Linked DNA regions of Homo sapiens: region 1 is linked to region 2. Evidence: chromatin loops called from intact Hi-C (ENCODE). Cell type or tissue: breast epithelium. All regions are shown on one strand. Each heading gives the region's core, and the rest is flanking DNA. Links, peaks and the distances in the headings are about the cores only. Region 1 overlaps ZNF341 (zinc finger protein 341). Region 2 overlaps CHMP4B (charged multivesicular body protein 4B).

Region 1 (9,300 bases), core at 1,860-6,859, 50 kb after region 2:
CCATTTTTATAATAACCATGTATTATTTGTGTGGTTTTTTTTGTTTTGTTTTGTTTCGTTTTTTGTATTTTTTTTTTTTTTTTTGAAACAGAGTCTTGCTCTGTTGCCCAGGCTGGAGTGCAGTGGTTTGATCTTGGCTCACTGCAACCTCCATCTCCTGGGTTCAGGCAATTCTCCTGCCTCAGCCTCCTGAGTAGCTGGGATCACAGGTGCGTACCACCACACCCGGCTAATTTTTGTATTTTTAGTAGAGACGGGGTTTCATCACGTTGGCCAGGCTGGTCTCAAACTCTTGACCTAGGTGCTCCACCCACCTTCACCTTCCAAAGTGCTGAGATTACAGGCATGAGCCACCGCGCCTGGCAGCATGTATTACTTTTGAATAATAATTTTTAAAAGCCATAAAGAGCAATTTGGTAATATCAAACTTACAATGCATTACTTCTTTTCCCTTCTTTATTGTGGAGAAATATACATAACAGAAAATTGACCATCTTAAGCTTCTTTTAAGTGTATAGTTCAGTGGCATAAGTACATTTGCACCATCATGCAACCATCACCATCATCTGTCTCTAGAATTTTTTCATCATCCCAAACTGAAACTCAGTATTACACATGCATTTTAACCTAGCATTTCCACTCCTAAGAATATACACTACAGATACACTTCCAAAAGCTTGCCAAGGGACCCACACAGCATTGTGTGTACAAACTAATAGCTGAAATGTAATTTAACGGTTCATACATAGGCTGGGCGTGATGGCTCATGCCTGTAATCCCAGCACTTTGGGAGGCTGGGGCGGGGGGATCACTTGAGGTCAGGAGTTCGAGACCAGCCTGGCCAACATGGTGAAACCACATATCTACTAAAAATACAAAAATTAGCTGGGCGTGATGGTGCACACCTGTAATCCCAGCTACTTGGAAGGCTAAGGCAGGAGAATTGCTTGAACTCAGGCGGCAGAGGTTGCAGTGAACCAAGATCGTGCCATTCAGTCTCAAAAAAAAAAAAAAAAAAAAAAAAGGTTCATACATAGAGAACTGGCTAAATACAAGATGAAAAATTCATTGAGGAAGACTACTCAGATGTGAAAAAGAAGGTGCTGTTGGTAACAACTTCTGGGGGGGGCCCGGGGGAGGGGGACCCACAGAATTTAGCCTCCAGGGGAACTGTAAGCACACATTCCTTGGGGAACATCGCCAAGGTATATGATAAGGAAAAAAAGGCACATAAGTTATAGTATGTGCTCATTTTTGCAAACGTAAGCAAGCGTTTTATATATGTGTAAAATAAAACTAGAAGAATGCAGACTAGACCGCTAACAGTTACCTTTGGGGAAGAGAATTAGGAGTATTTTGCAAACTGCAAACCACAAGTTACACCCTGTTGGTGGTTATTTTAAGAATTAAAAATAGGCTGGGTGTGGTGGCTTGCATCTGTAATCCCAGCACTTTGAGAGGCCAAGGTGGGTGGGTAACCTGAGGCCAGGAGTTTGAGACCATCTTGGCCAACATGGTGAAACCCCGTCTCTACTGAAAATACAGAAATTAGCCAGGCATGTGGTGGGCGCCTGTAATCCCAGCTACTCGGGAGGCTGAGGCACGAGAATGGCTTGAACCTGGGAGGCGGAGGTTGTAGTGAGATCATACCATTGCACTCCAGCCTGGGTGACAGAGTGAGACCCTGTCTCAAAATAAAAATAAAAAATAAAAAAACTAAAATTGAAAAGGACAAAATAGAAAACACTGTTTTGTAAAACTTTTGTTGCAATACATCCTATGTGTGCTTCCTGGGTTGCAATATGAAATGTATTTTTTACCATAGGTCGTAGGAAAGAAAAAAAAGGAAAAACATTGGATTGTCCATCTGAAGTGAGAGGGAGTTTATTTTTTTATATATGCTTTTGTCCCGTCAAGGATTTTCCCTCAAGTTTTCTCAATCTTTAGATCCTTTTCAATTAAAAAGCAATTAAAAAATTTAACTAATAAAAAAATCTAAAGATTAATAGAAAAGAAAATGTCAGTGTGTTTCAACTGGGGAACCAAGGAGATGGCGTTTTGTTCAGGTTTGAGTGGGAACTTACAGTGAGAGCAGTGTCCCCACCACAGGGGGCAGAGTCAAGAGTCCCTCACACAGGCTGGGTGCAGTGCCTCACGCCTGTCATCCCAGCACTTTGGGAGGCCGAGGCAGGAGGATCACCTGAGGTCAGGAGTTCGAAACCAGCCTGGCCAACATGGCAAAACCCTGTTTCTACTAAAAATACAAAAAACTAGCTGGACATGGTGGTGGGAGCCTGTAATCCCAGCTACTCAGGAGGCTGAGGCAGGAGAATCACTTGAACCCGGGAGGCAGAGGTTGCAGTGAGCCAAGATCTGCCACCGCACTCCAGCCTGGGCAACAAGAGCGAGACTTTGTCTCAAAGAAAAAAAAAAAAAGAATAAAAAGTCCCTTCCACACAACCTCCAGGGGCTCTTCTCTGCTTTAGCGGTGGTGGGAATCCCTTGTTCATGAATTAAGGCAGGTGGATCAGGGGCCAGGAAGGAGAGAGGAAGGAGGAGCAAGGGGAGAGGCAGGAGGGCTGGAGGGAGACAGACAGCGACAGAGAGGAGGGGGAGGGGGCTGGAGGGAGAGGGGAGAGGACAGGGGAGGGAGGCTGGAGGGGGCTAGAAGGAGATGGGGAGAGGGAGGGGAAGGGAGGCTAGAGGGAGATGGGAAGGAGGAGGGAGAAGGGGGCTGCAGGGAGATGGGGAAGAAGAGGGAGATGGGGAGGGTGAGGGAGATGGGGGGGAGAGAGATGGAGAGAGGGAGGGAGATGGGGGAGGGGGAAGGAGATGGGGAGAGGGAGGGAGGTGAGGAGGCGGAGGGAGGGGGGAGGGAGAGGAGTAGGGAGAGGGAGAGGGGAAAGGAAATGGGGAAGAGGAGGGAGAAGGGTGCTGGAGGGAGATGGGGAGGAGGAAGGAGATGGGGAGGAGGAGGGAGATGGGGAGGAGGAGGGAGACGGGGGCTGAGAGAGATGAGGGGAGGGACTGAGTGAGATGGGGAGGGAGATGGAGAAGTGGAGGGAAAAGGGGCTGAGGGAGACAGGGAGAAGAGCCAGATGGGGATGGGAAGAGAGAGAAAGGCATGAGGAGAGGGGGAGGGGGAGGGGAGGGGCTGGGCTGGAGTTCTCAGGGGCAGGGTACCTACCCGAGTGGATGTGAGCATGCAGTTTGAGATAATGCTCCCGCCGGAAGAACTTCTTGCACACTTGGCACTTGAACCTGCCCCCGCTGCCGTGGGTGGGCAGATGACGCCGCAGGTAGCGTTCACAAGGAAACACCTGGGAGAGAAGAGGGGCCTTCAGGTCTGACTCACCGGGCCCCCCTCCCCTGGCCATCTTCTGAACTCAAAGGTTCCTCGTTTCCAGCCCCTATAGAGACACCTTCCTTTCTGGCTATCAGGGGCCAGGACCCAGAATGTCAGACTCAGCCCTTAGAACTTCATGGCTCCCCACAAGCCCGGACAAAACATGTCTGCCCTGAGCTTTTGCCCGGATGTTCTTCCCACCCAGAGGGCCTTTCTCTCTTTACTGACAAACTCTTACACATCCTTCAAGACCCAACTCGGGCGTCACTGCTCCTGTCAAGCCTTCCCTAGCTCCCTGGTGCTATGCCTGGCAAAGCCAATTCTGCCTTTGAATGTCCACCCACACTTTTAAGTCAGCATTTAACCCACTGAATGACAGCCCTTTGCTTACACAGGAGCTCCAAGTAGGCAGAGAGGGGCTTTCACTCCCCAGCACAGAGCCTGGGTCAAATGACTGACAAGTAAAAGAATTAATGGAAAATGAGCAAATTACTAAAGAAATCTATGGAAAGGTAATTTTTTACTTTTATTTATTTTATTTTATTTTATTTGAGATGCAGTTTCGCTCATATTGTCCAGGCTGGAGTGCAATGGTGCAATCTTGGCTCACTGCAACCTCTGCCTCCCAGGTTCAAGCGATTCTCCTGCCTCAGCCTCCTGAGTAGCTGGGATTACAGGTGCCTGCCACCACTCCCGGCTAATTTTTATTTTTAGTAGAGACAGGGTTTCTCCATGTTGGTTAGGCTGGTCTCTAACTCCTGACCTCAGGTGATCCACCCGCCTCAGCCTCCCGAAGTGCTGGGATTACAGGCGCCCACCACCACACCCAGCTAATTTTTGTATGAAAGGTAATTTTTTTAAAGCCAGAAAACACAGAAGTGAAAATCTCTTTCCAGTCCAGGCAAAAGAAGGGCATGTATTCACACATTCATTCATTTTGGTAGAGCGTTGGTCACGGGCACAGACCCAGCTGCCCCACTGCTTATTAGCCCCATCGTTTCCCAGCTAGGTGACCTTTCTGCCTTGGTTTCCCCACCTATAAAGGGGGATAGTAACAGTACACCTATCCTCTAGTCAATTCCAGTGAAATGCTCAGAACAGCATCTGGCATGTGGTTCTTGCTCAATTCATGGTATCTTTTACTCGGACCACAACTTCTAAAGCTTAAAATTAGGTTAGATAATAAGAAACATCCAGAATGAGGCCAAAATGAAACCAGGGCTGTCCTGGAAAATCTGCCACATATGGTTGTAAGAAAATGAGTAGAGTGAAGAAGCAAGTTAAACACACCAGGGAGACGTAATCAGCAAAATCCAGACTGCGGGGAACACCGCTGAACCAAATGGCCCAGTTTCTTCAACAAATAAATTCAGAGGAAAGAAAAAAGGGAGCAGTGGTCAGGGGTGGTGGTGGGGACCTGTAGATTAATAGAGGCTTTTGTTATGTCAATCAATTGCAATCTATGGACCTGATTCAAATGAACTTTACAAAATGATGAAGCTTTGAGACAACTAGAAATTGGAACACTTCCTGGATGTTTGATGTTATCAGGAACAGGCTTTAGTGAGGCTTTCAGAGTCACTGAAAAGAAGAATCCAGGCTGGGCATGATGGCTCATACCTGTAATCCCAACACTCTGGGAGTCTGAGGTGGGAGGATCACTTGAGGCCAAGAGTTTGAGACCAGCCTGGGTAACATAGTGAGCCCTATCTCTACAAAAAATTTAGGCTGGGTGCAGTGGCTCATGCGTGTAATCCCAGCACTTTGGGAGGTCAAGGTGGACAGGTCCCTTAAGCCCAGGAGTTTGAGACCAGCCTGGGCAACACGGTGAAACTCCATCTCTATAAAAAATACAAAAATTAGCTGGGCATGGTGGCACATGCCTATAGTCCCAGCTACTCAGGGGGCTGAGCCCAGGAGGTTGAGGCTGCGGTGAGCCATGATCAAACCACTGCACACTAGCCTGGTGACAGAGTAAGACCCTGTCTCAAAAAAAAAAAAAAATTAAAAAGAAGAGCCAATTGTAATAAGGATAATCTTACATCAGGAAGCTGGGAGGCTTCTGCTCAGACACTAGGCCTGGGACCAGGACAGCCCACCCAGCCTGGCTCCAGCAGCAGCCCCGACATGGCCACATCTGGAATGTGATGGATGAGATGGCCAGGCAGAGACACTGTGTCATCTGTGGAGCAGCCCCTGAGCCCTGCCTGCGTGTCCTATGGTGAGAGAGGAGAAGGAAAGGGTGAGGTGTGCACCCCACCCCACCTCCTTGCCCTTATTATAGCCTAGGCCCCAGAAAAGAGGACAGTGGCACCCACCTTCTGGCAGTGTGGGCAGGGGAAGTTGTGAGTGGCGGTCTGCAGGTGGTGCTCCAGGGCCTCAGGGGTGGAGTATTTGTTGACACATTTGACACACCTAAGTGGAAGGAGCAGGAGAGATGAGGGAGGAAACACAGCAGGCATAGGAAGCAGCGCCCCGGCCACCCCAGGGCCAACATTAGGAGGCAACATCCTACAGTTAATTCATTCCAAATCCATCCACTCTTCTCAATTGCCACTGCCTGTCCTCATCTGAGCGCCATCATCTCTTGTTCGGACTTGTGCAGTAGCCTCCTCGCTGGCCACCCTGCCCCTGCCTTGCCTCCTGTAGTCCATTCTCCACAGGGTGGCCAGGGGCACCTTTAAAAATGAAACAGGCTGAGCACAGTGGCTGGCTCACACCTGCAATCCCAATACTTTAGGAGGCCAAGGTGAGAGGATTGTTTGAGACCAGGAGTTCAAAATCAGCCTGGGCAACATGGCAAGACCCCTATCCCTATGAAAAATTTAAAAATTAGCTAGATGTGGTGGCTTCCCAGCTACTCAAGAGGCTAAGGCAGGAGGATCGCTTAAGCCCAGGGGTTTTGAAGTTACAGTGAGCCATGATTATGCCACTACACTCCAGCCTGGGTAACAGAAAGAGAACCTGTCTCTATTTAAATAAGAAAAAAAAAAAAAGGCCTGGTGTGGTGACTCACACCTGTAATCCCAGTACTTCGGGAGGCCGAGGCAGGCGCATCACCTGAGGTCAGGAGTTTGAGACCAGCCTGGCCAACATGATGAAACCCCGTCTCTCTACTAAAAATACAAAAATTAGCCAGGCGTGGTAGCGTGGACCTGTAATCCCAGCTACTCAGGAGACTGAGTCAGGAGAATCACTTAAACCCAGGAGGCGGAGGTTGCAGTGAGCCGAGATCGCACCACTGCACTCCAGCCTGGGCGGCAGAGTGAGACTCTGTCTCAAAAAAGAAACAAAAAAAAAAAGTAAGTCAGACCATGCCACACCATTGCTTAACCCACCTCCCACCTTGGCCTACAAGGCCCTGTGGTCTGACCCACTCCCACCTCTCAGACCTCATCCTTCTCCTTTCTCCACCTCACTCACTCTGCTCTGGCCACCCTGGCCTCCTTGACCTACCTTGAACACACCAGGCTCATTCCCACCTCAGGGCCTTGGCACTGGCTGTTCCTGTTCCCCGGAACACTCTTCCCCAAGTCTTCCCCAGGCAGTGCCTTCTCATCCTTCATATCTCAGCTCAAATGTCACCTCCCCAAAGAGGCCCTCCTGGCCACCCTGTCTCAAGTTGCCCCCCACGATGCACTCCCAGTCACTCCCTATTACATCACTCAGTTTTATTTTCTTCTTACCACTTCTTACCTGGAATTATTTATTATTTGCTTACTTGGTTATTGTCTGTCTCCTCCACTAGCAAGTGGTCCCTGTTCCAGATACCACATCTTGCCCATTCACAAGCTGCTCCCAGCACCAGTGAGAACTTGTTACATTAAAGAGTCAGACAGATGGGGATCCAAGCCCAGCGCCTTCCCATTTCTGACCTGCTGGGCCTCCTCATTCAAAATATGGGGTGTGAGTCCCAAACAGACCTGCCTGTCACTCATTCTTACAATTGTCACATGGCTGGATGCAGTGCCTCATGCCTGTAATCCCAGCACTTTGGGAGGCTGAGGTGGGCAGATCACCTGAGGTCAGGAGTTCAAGACCAGCCTGGCCAATACGGTGAAACCCTGTCTCTACTAAAAATACAAACATTAGCCAGGCGTGGTGGCACCTGCCTGTAACCCCAGCTACTCAGGAGGCTGAGGCAGGAGAATCACTTGAACCTGGGAGATGCAGGATGCAGTGAGCTGAGATCACGCTACTGCACTCCAGCCTGGGCGACACAGTGAGACTCCATCTCAAAAAAAAAAAAAAAAAAAAGGGAGATTGTCACAGAGTCTGACATAGTTTGTATCTGTGTCCCCACCTAAATCTCATGTTGAACTATAATCCCCAGTGCTGGAGGTGAGTTCTGGTGGGAGGTGATTGGATCATGGGGGTGGATTTCTCATGAATGGTTTAGGACCATCCCCTTGGTGCAGTCCTCAGGATAGTGAGTGAGTTCTCATGAGATCTAGCTGTTTAAAAGTGTATGGCGCCTCCCTCTCTCTCTATCTGGCTCCTGCTCTGGCCATGTGACATGTCTACTTCCCCTTCTCCTCCTGCCATGAGTAAAAGCCTCCTGAGGCCTCCCCAGTGGCAGATCTGCTAGCTCAGACACTATGCTTCCTGTACAGCCTGCTGAACCGTGAGTCAAATAAGCCTCTTTTCTTATAAATTACCCAGTCTCAGGTATTTCTTTATAGCAGTGCAAGAATGGCCTAATACAGAGTCAAAAAACACAACTGTGCCAAACAGCTCATAAACATGTCCTCACAACAGCAGTCTCAGGCCACCAACCACTCTGAAGGGAGAAAAGACACCACCATCTCCCCATCATGAAAACATGTGCCAGCTAAGGAAGAAAGGGTATTATCAGACAAAAAAAGAAAAGAAAAAAGAAAACATTTGCCAGCATATTGACCTATTTACAATGAGTTATCAGTGAGGAATGTCACAGGTAGGTGAACAATTCAAAGCAAAAACCAAAAGGCAGGCTGTGTAGAGTACTGCCTGTGGGAAACCCCAGGCAGGCTGCACCTGCGAAGGGCCCAGGGGAGCCCCATAGACCGCACTCTGAAACTACACACTAGCCAGGCGCACTCTGAAACCACACACTAGCCAGGCGCGGTGGCTCATGCCTGTAATCCCAGCACTTTGGGAGGCCGAGGTGGGCGGATCACTTAAGGTCAGGAGTTCGAGACCAACCTGGCCAACATGGAGAAATGCCGTCTTTACTAAAAATACAAAAATTAGCCAGGTGTGGTGGCTCACACCTGTAATCCCAGCTACTCAGGAGGCTGAGGCACAAGAATCACTTGAACCCAGGAGGGCAGAGGTTGCGGTGAGCCAAGATCATGCCACTGCACTTCAGCCTGGGTGACGGAGAGAGACTCTGTCTCAAAAAAAATAAAAAAAGAAAAGAAAAAGAAAGAAGCCACATACTAAATGCCTCCAGGCAGCAAGAAAGGGAAGGTGGGGTGGGAGCAGAGGTACCAGGAGGGCAGAGACTTAACTAGCTGGTGAGATGGGAAAGGACAGAATCTCACATGCTTCAGGGGCTGGGTTTGGGGGAGACATAGATTTGTGTCAGAGATTGTTTACCAATAGCCAGGAAAATTAAAATCTCCTGCCAGAAACAGCACCTGAATTAAGTCATCCAAGGTAACATCACCAGTAATAGAGCAAATCAACATCACATGCCTCCTGATATGACACACGGAGGAGGACACAGTATTTGTTGTGACATTCCTGACAAAAGTGCATGACCTGAATTTAATCATAGGGTAAAATCAGGCAAACCCAAACTGAGGACATTCTACAGAATAACCTGTCTATACTCTTCAGAAATATCAAGGTCTCGAAGACAAAGACAGAAGGAGGAACTGTTCCAGCTTATAGGACACAAGAGAGACGAGAGAGACATGACAACTGAATTCAACATGTGATTCTGGTTCAAAAAAACCTTTTTTTTCTTT
Region 2 (5,000 bases), core at 1-5,000:
TTTAAACATCAGCAGAGCAGCAGTGAGGTGTGGGATAACTTCAGGTAACCTATATACATGTAACTGGAGTCCCCAAAGGAGGAGGGCAGGTGAATAAACATTTCAAGAAATAACGGCCAAAAATTTTCCACTTTGATGAAAACTTTAAACCCACAGATACAAGAAGCTCAATGACCCTGGAGCTTAAGAAACTTGAAGAAGACCACATATACCAAAGCACATCATATTAAAAGTGCTCAAAATCAGTAATAAAATGTTAAGAGCAGACAAAGAAAAAAATATACATTACATATACTGAAATAAAGATGACAAAGATTTCTCATAGAAAACGATGCTAGCAAGAAGACAGTGGAGCAATATTTTTAAAGAATCTCATTACTTCTATCACCTGGGATGGAATTTAATAATTAGGAATCATAGGCCAGGTGCGATGGCTCACGCTTGTAATCCCAGCATTTTGGGAGGCCGAGGCGGGCGGATCCCTTGAGGTCAGGAGTTCAAGACCAGCCTGGCCAACATGGTGAAACTCGTCTCTACTACAAAAATTAGCTGGGCGTGGTGGCGTGTGCCTGTAGTCCTAGTTACACGGGAGGCTGAGGTAGGAGAATCGCTTGAACCCAGGAGGTGGAGGTTATTGCAGTCAGCTGAGAACACGTCACAGCACCCCAGGTTGGGCGACAGAGTGAGACTCCATCTCAAAACAAAAATAAAAATAAAATAAATAGGAATCACGAACAGAAAATCTGTTAAATCCCCACACATTTAGGAACTAAATAATATACTTCTAAATAAGCCGTAGGTCAAAGAAGAAATGAAATGGGAAATCAGAAAGTATTTTGAACTGAATGAAAATAAAAACACAACATATCAAAATTTGTGGGATGCCACCAATGTGGTACCTTAAGGGAACTAAAAGCCTACACTAGAAAAGAACAATCTCAAATGGACCTCAGCTTCCACCTTAACAAGCTAGAAAAAGACCAGCTTGGGACTGAGCAACGTGGCAAGACCTTATTTCTATTAAAAATTTTTTTCAAAAATTAGTCGGTGGCAGGCACCTGTACTGCCCCAGCTACTTGAGAAGCTGAGGCAAGGAAGATCACTTGAGCCCAGGAGTTTGAGGCTGCAGTAAGCTATGATTGTGCCACTGCACTCCAGCCTAGGTGAGAGAGTGATAACCTGTCTCCAAAAAAAAATACAAATACAAATAAAGGGCAAACAAAATCCAAAGTAAGCAGAAGAAAGGGAATAAAGATCGAAGTGAAAAATCAATAAAAGACAAAAAAGAAACAAAAGAGAAAGAAGGTCAATGAAATAAAATTCTGGCTCTTCGAGAAGTTCAACAAGATTGAACTTCTAGCCAGACTGACCAGGAAAAAAAGATTACTGGTATCGAGAATGATAAATGTGATATCACTACAGACTCCAGGAATATTAAAAGGATAAAAAGGGGATATTATGAACAACTTCATGACAATACTAGAAAAGATGAAGCAACTTCATACCAATACTACAAAGGATGCAACGGCTTAGATGAAACAGGCAATTCCTTTGCTCATTCTACTGTACCAGGAATTACACTTTGCTCATGATACCCTGCTAGGGAACTAGGGACAAAAATGATACAGTCCCAAGGCTGAAGGAATTCACAGGCCAGCAGATATGGACAATGTAATACATGACAGAGGTCAGCACAGGACACTTACTGTGGATGCCTAGAGGGGGGAAACTAACCTTTGGGGTTATCATGCATTTTAAAGGATGGTAGGAGAGAGCCCAGAGGAATATATCCAAGCAGCAGGAAAAGAGAGGCATGAGAAAATAGGGGAGGGAACAAGGAAAGATAAAAGCTAAAGAGAGAAACTCAAGGACAGACTTGGATGTCTTGTTAAGGAGCTGCTGGAATCTATCCCAGGGTTAGCAGGAAGCCATTGAAAGATTCAAAGCAGGACAGGAACGTGATCAGATTTACATTTCAGAAAGATCCCTCTGGCTGCTGTGGGGAGAAGGGGCTGGCAACCACTGCAATAATCCAGAGGGTGTGGATTTCAAGAGCCTGAACTGAGGCCACAGCAGAGGGGCTGACCAGGAGAGGGTGAACTTGAGAGATACCAAGAGGGAAGACCATGGGCCTGTATCACCTGTTTGAATGTACAACAGAAGGAAATGGAGACTGAGTCAGGAATAAGTTCCAAGTTCCTGGCTGGGGCAACCAGGTGGTGGAGATGCCATTTCTCAGAGAGACCAGTAACTCAGGGAAGAGAAGATAAGGCAGGGAGGGAGAAACTATTCTCCCAGATCTTTCTGTGGGGCCATGGGCTTCAAAATTCAAGTTAGCACCTGAAGTTTGAATTAACCTTCTCTAAATCCATATGAGGAAGATGGAGTTCAGGGACTTCAGAGTGGGTCAAATCCAAATCACTTCTGGCTGGCCGTGGTGGCTCACACCTACAATCCCAGCACTTTGGGAGGCCAAAGCAGGAGGTTCGCTTGAGGCCAGGAGTTTGAGATCAGCCTAGGCAACATAGTAAGACCCTGTCTCTACAAAAAAAAAAAAATTTTTTTTTAATTAGCCAGGCATGGTGGTGCACACCTGTAGTCATAGCTATTTGGGAGGCTGAGGCGAGAGGATTGCTTGAGACCAGGAGTTTGAGGTTACAGTGAGCTATGATTGCGCCAATGCACTCCAGCCTGGGCAACAGAACGAGACCCTGTCTCTTTAAAAAAAAAAAAAAAAAATCATTTATTGTAAAACTATAAAGAGCACAGGATTCAAAGGTAACCTAATTACTACCATTCATACATGGGCGTGTCTCAGGAGAATACATAGGTATGGTACATGTTTTTAATTGCAGAGACTACCTCAGGGCCTTGTAATTGGTCATTTCTAGGAAGGGAGTGACTGAGGCAACGAAGGCACTTTTAAAATTATGTACCATTTACATGACTACCTAATCAAAACAAACAAAAACAACAGCCTATTTCTTCCTCATCCCCAGACATGGAAAGACAGTTATATTTTAAAAAGCAAATCATTTACTAAGAACAACCTGATTATGACTGGCACTGGCGCTTTGGTGTGGCCCTCGGGTGGAATGAAGGCACTGATTGAGCTCCTCCCCCACCCGCCAGGTCCCAGGCTGGATGCTCTTAGCCAGGCTTGCTGAGAGGTGACCAGGTTCTTGGCTGGGACAGAGGGGAAACAGCCTGCTTTGGGTTTCCGTTCCCAGGCTGGGATGCACTCTTTCTTTTCCGACTGGCTTTTCTTCCTCTGCTTCCAGCTGAATCCATGCCAACAAGGGCCCCCTTCTGCCTGAGCAAGCATGAGAGCACCCTGGCAACCGAGATGACAACGGAGGTATGGGGGCTGGGGACGTTTGTGGGGAAGTTGGGAAGAGAGTGAAATGCCGGCAGAAAAATACTTCCAATGTGCGCGCTTGTTAGAAAAGCAAGGCAAGAGGGAAAACCCAACCAGCCTTTTATGCTTTTGGAATCAAGAGAGACATGATGAAGGGGTTGCAGACAAATGATTTTCCTTGCCCAGGAGGCAGCAAGGGGTGAAGGGCACAGGAAGCTGATTCTCTTTCGGGAAAAGGTAGTCTTGCCTTGTCCTTAAAAAATGGGGCACAGGTCAGACACGGTGGCTCACACCTGTAATGTTATGTATACCTTAGCGCAATTAAAAAACAAAAACAGTCTGGTTCATGGGTTTGTTATCCGATCTTCCCTGCTGAACACTGTCGATTACAACTGTATATGTGAAAATAATAAAATTAAAGAACAAACTCCAAACTGCACAGAATTACCAGACACTGAAACACTGAGAGAACATAATCTCTGAGGCCAGGTGCAGTGGCTCATGCCTGTAATCCTAGCACCTTGGGAGGCCAAAGCAGGAGGATCACTTGAGGCCACGAGTTCAAGACCAGCCTGGGCAACATAGCGAAACCTCATCTCCACAAAAATTTTTAAAACTTAGCTGGGCAGCCAGGCACGGTGGCTAACACCTGTAATCCCAGCACTTTGGGAGGCCAAGGTGGGCGGATCACTTGAGGTCAGGAGTTTAAGACCAGCCTGGCCAACACAGCGAAACCTCATCTTCACAGAAACTTTTAAAACTTAGCTGGACGGCCGGGTGCAGTGGCTCATGCCTGTAATCCCAGCACTTTGGAAGGCCGAGGTGGGCGGATCACTTGAGGTCAGGAGTTCGAGACCAGCCTGGCCAACATGGTGAAACCCCGTCTCCACTAAAAATAGCCAGGCGTGGTGGTACGTGCCTGTAATCCTAGCTACTCTGGAGGCTGAGGCAGGAGAATCGCTTGAACCCAGGAGGTGGAGGTTGCAGTGAGCCAAGATCACGCCACTGCACTCCAGCCTGAGTCTTGTGACAAAGCTATCTGGAAAAAAAAAAAAAAAAAATTAGCTGAGCATAGGCAGTCTCAGCTACCTGGGAGGCTGAGGTGGGAGGATCCCTTGAGCTGTGGAGGTCCAGGCTGCAATGAGCCATTTTCATGCCAGTGTATTCCAGCCTGAGTGACAGAGCAGGACCCTGTCTCAAAAAAACTAAAAAAAAAAAAAAAACTCTGTTCCTTTGAACAATTAATTCACAGTGCTAGATTATAATCTGATTGTTTAGAAAATAATGTAAAGAAAGGAATGTCAGAAAGCAGCCTCCCTACCAAGAAAAACAATACCTCACGGGTCCTAAAGTAGTCAATCAGAAAACAAAAAGCTAAGGAGTGCTATGGACTGACCTGTATCCCCCCAGAATTCATATGCTGAAGCCCTGGCCCCAGTGTGGCTGCATTTGGAGATGGGGCCTCTTGGAGGTCATTAAGGCTAACTGACATCACAAGGATGGGGCCCTAATCTGACAGGACTATTAGCCTTATAGGAAGAGAGACGCCCCCGCTCTCTATCCACTCCCTGCAATGCACAACACACACTCCACAGAAAGGCCATGTGAGGACACAGCAAGAAGGCAGCTGTCTTCCAGCTGG

The links. Hi-C counts contacts between places; a loop is a spot of excess contacts. Peaks named below come from ENCODE experiments on the same cell type or tissue, not always from the same donor. Only the 100,000 strongest peaks of a DNase experiment are listed, where the experiment ranks them.
Region 1: a loop joins it to region 2, with 5 times the contacts of the local background. A loop is called at or near these places in 6 of 110 quality-filtered maps.

What each region holds. Positions count from the first base shown.
Region 1 is chr20:33,777,752-33,787,051 of GRCh38, reverse strand. It overlaps ZNF341 (zinc finger protein 341), which reads right to left. Exons shown (of 15, transcript NM_001282933.2): 11 at 5,665-5,761; 12 at 3,188-3,320. Among named protein-coding and RNA genes, the nearest start is that of ZNF341-AS1, 29 kb to the left of the region's middle. RefSeq lists silencers at 1,326-1,375, 8,405-8,454 and enhancers at 7,695-7,989, 8,025-8,314. In breast epithelium, for the core only: no CTCF peak of the experiment used is centred there; no DNase peak of the experiment used is centred there.
Region 2 is chr20:33,830,515-33,835,514 of GRCh38, reverse strand. The region is part of intron 1 of CHMP4B (charged multivesicular body protein 4B); the gene reads right to left. Among named protein-coding and RNA genes, the nearest start is that of CHMP4B, 22 kb to the right of the region's middle. In breast epithelium, for the core only: no CTCF peak of the experiment used is centred there; no DNase peak of the experiment used is centred there; H3K4me3 peaks cover 362 bases; H3K27ac peaks cover 911 bases.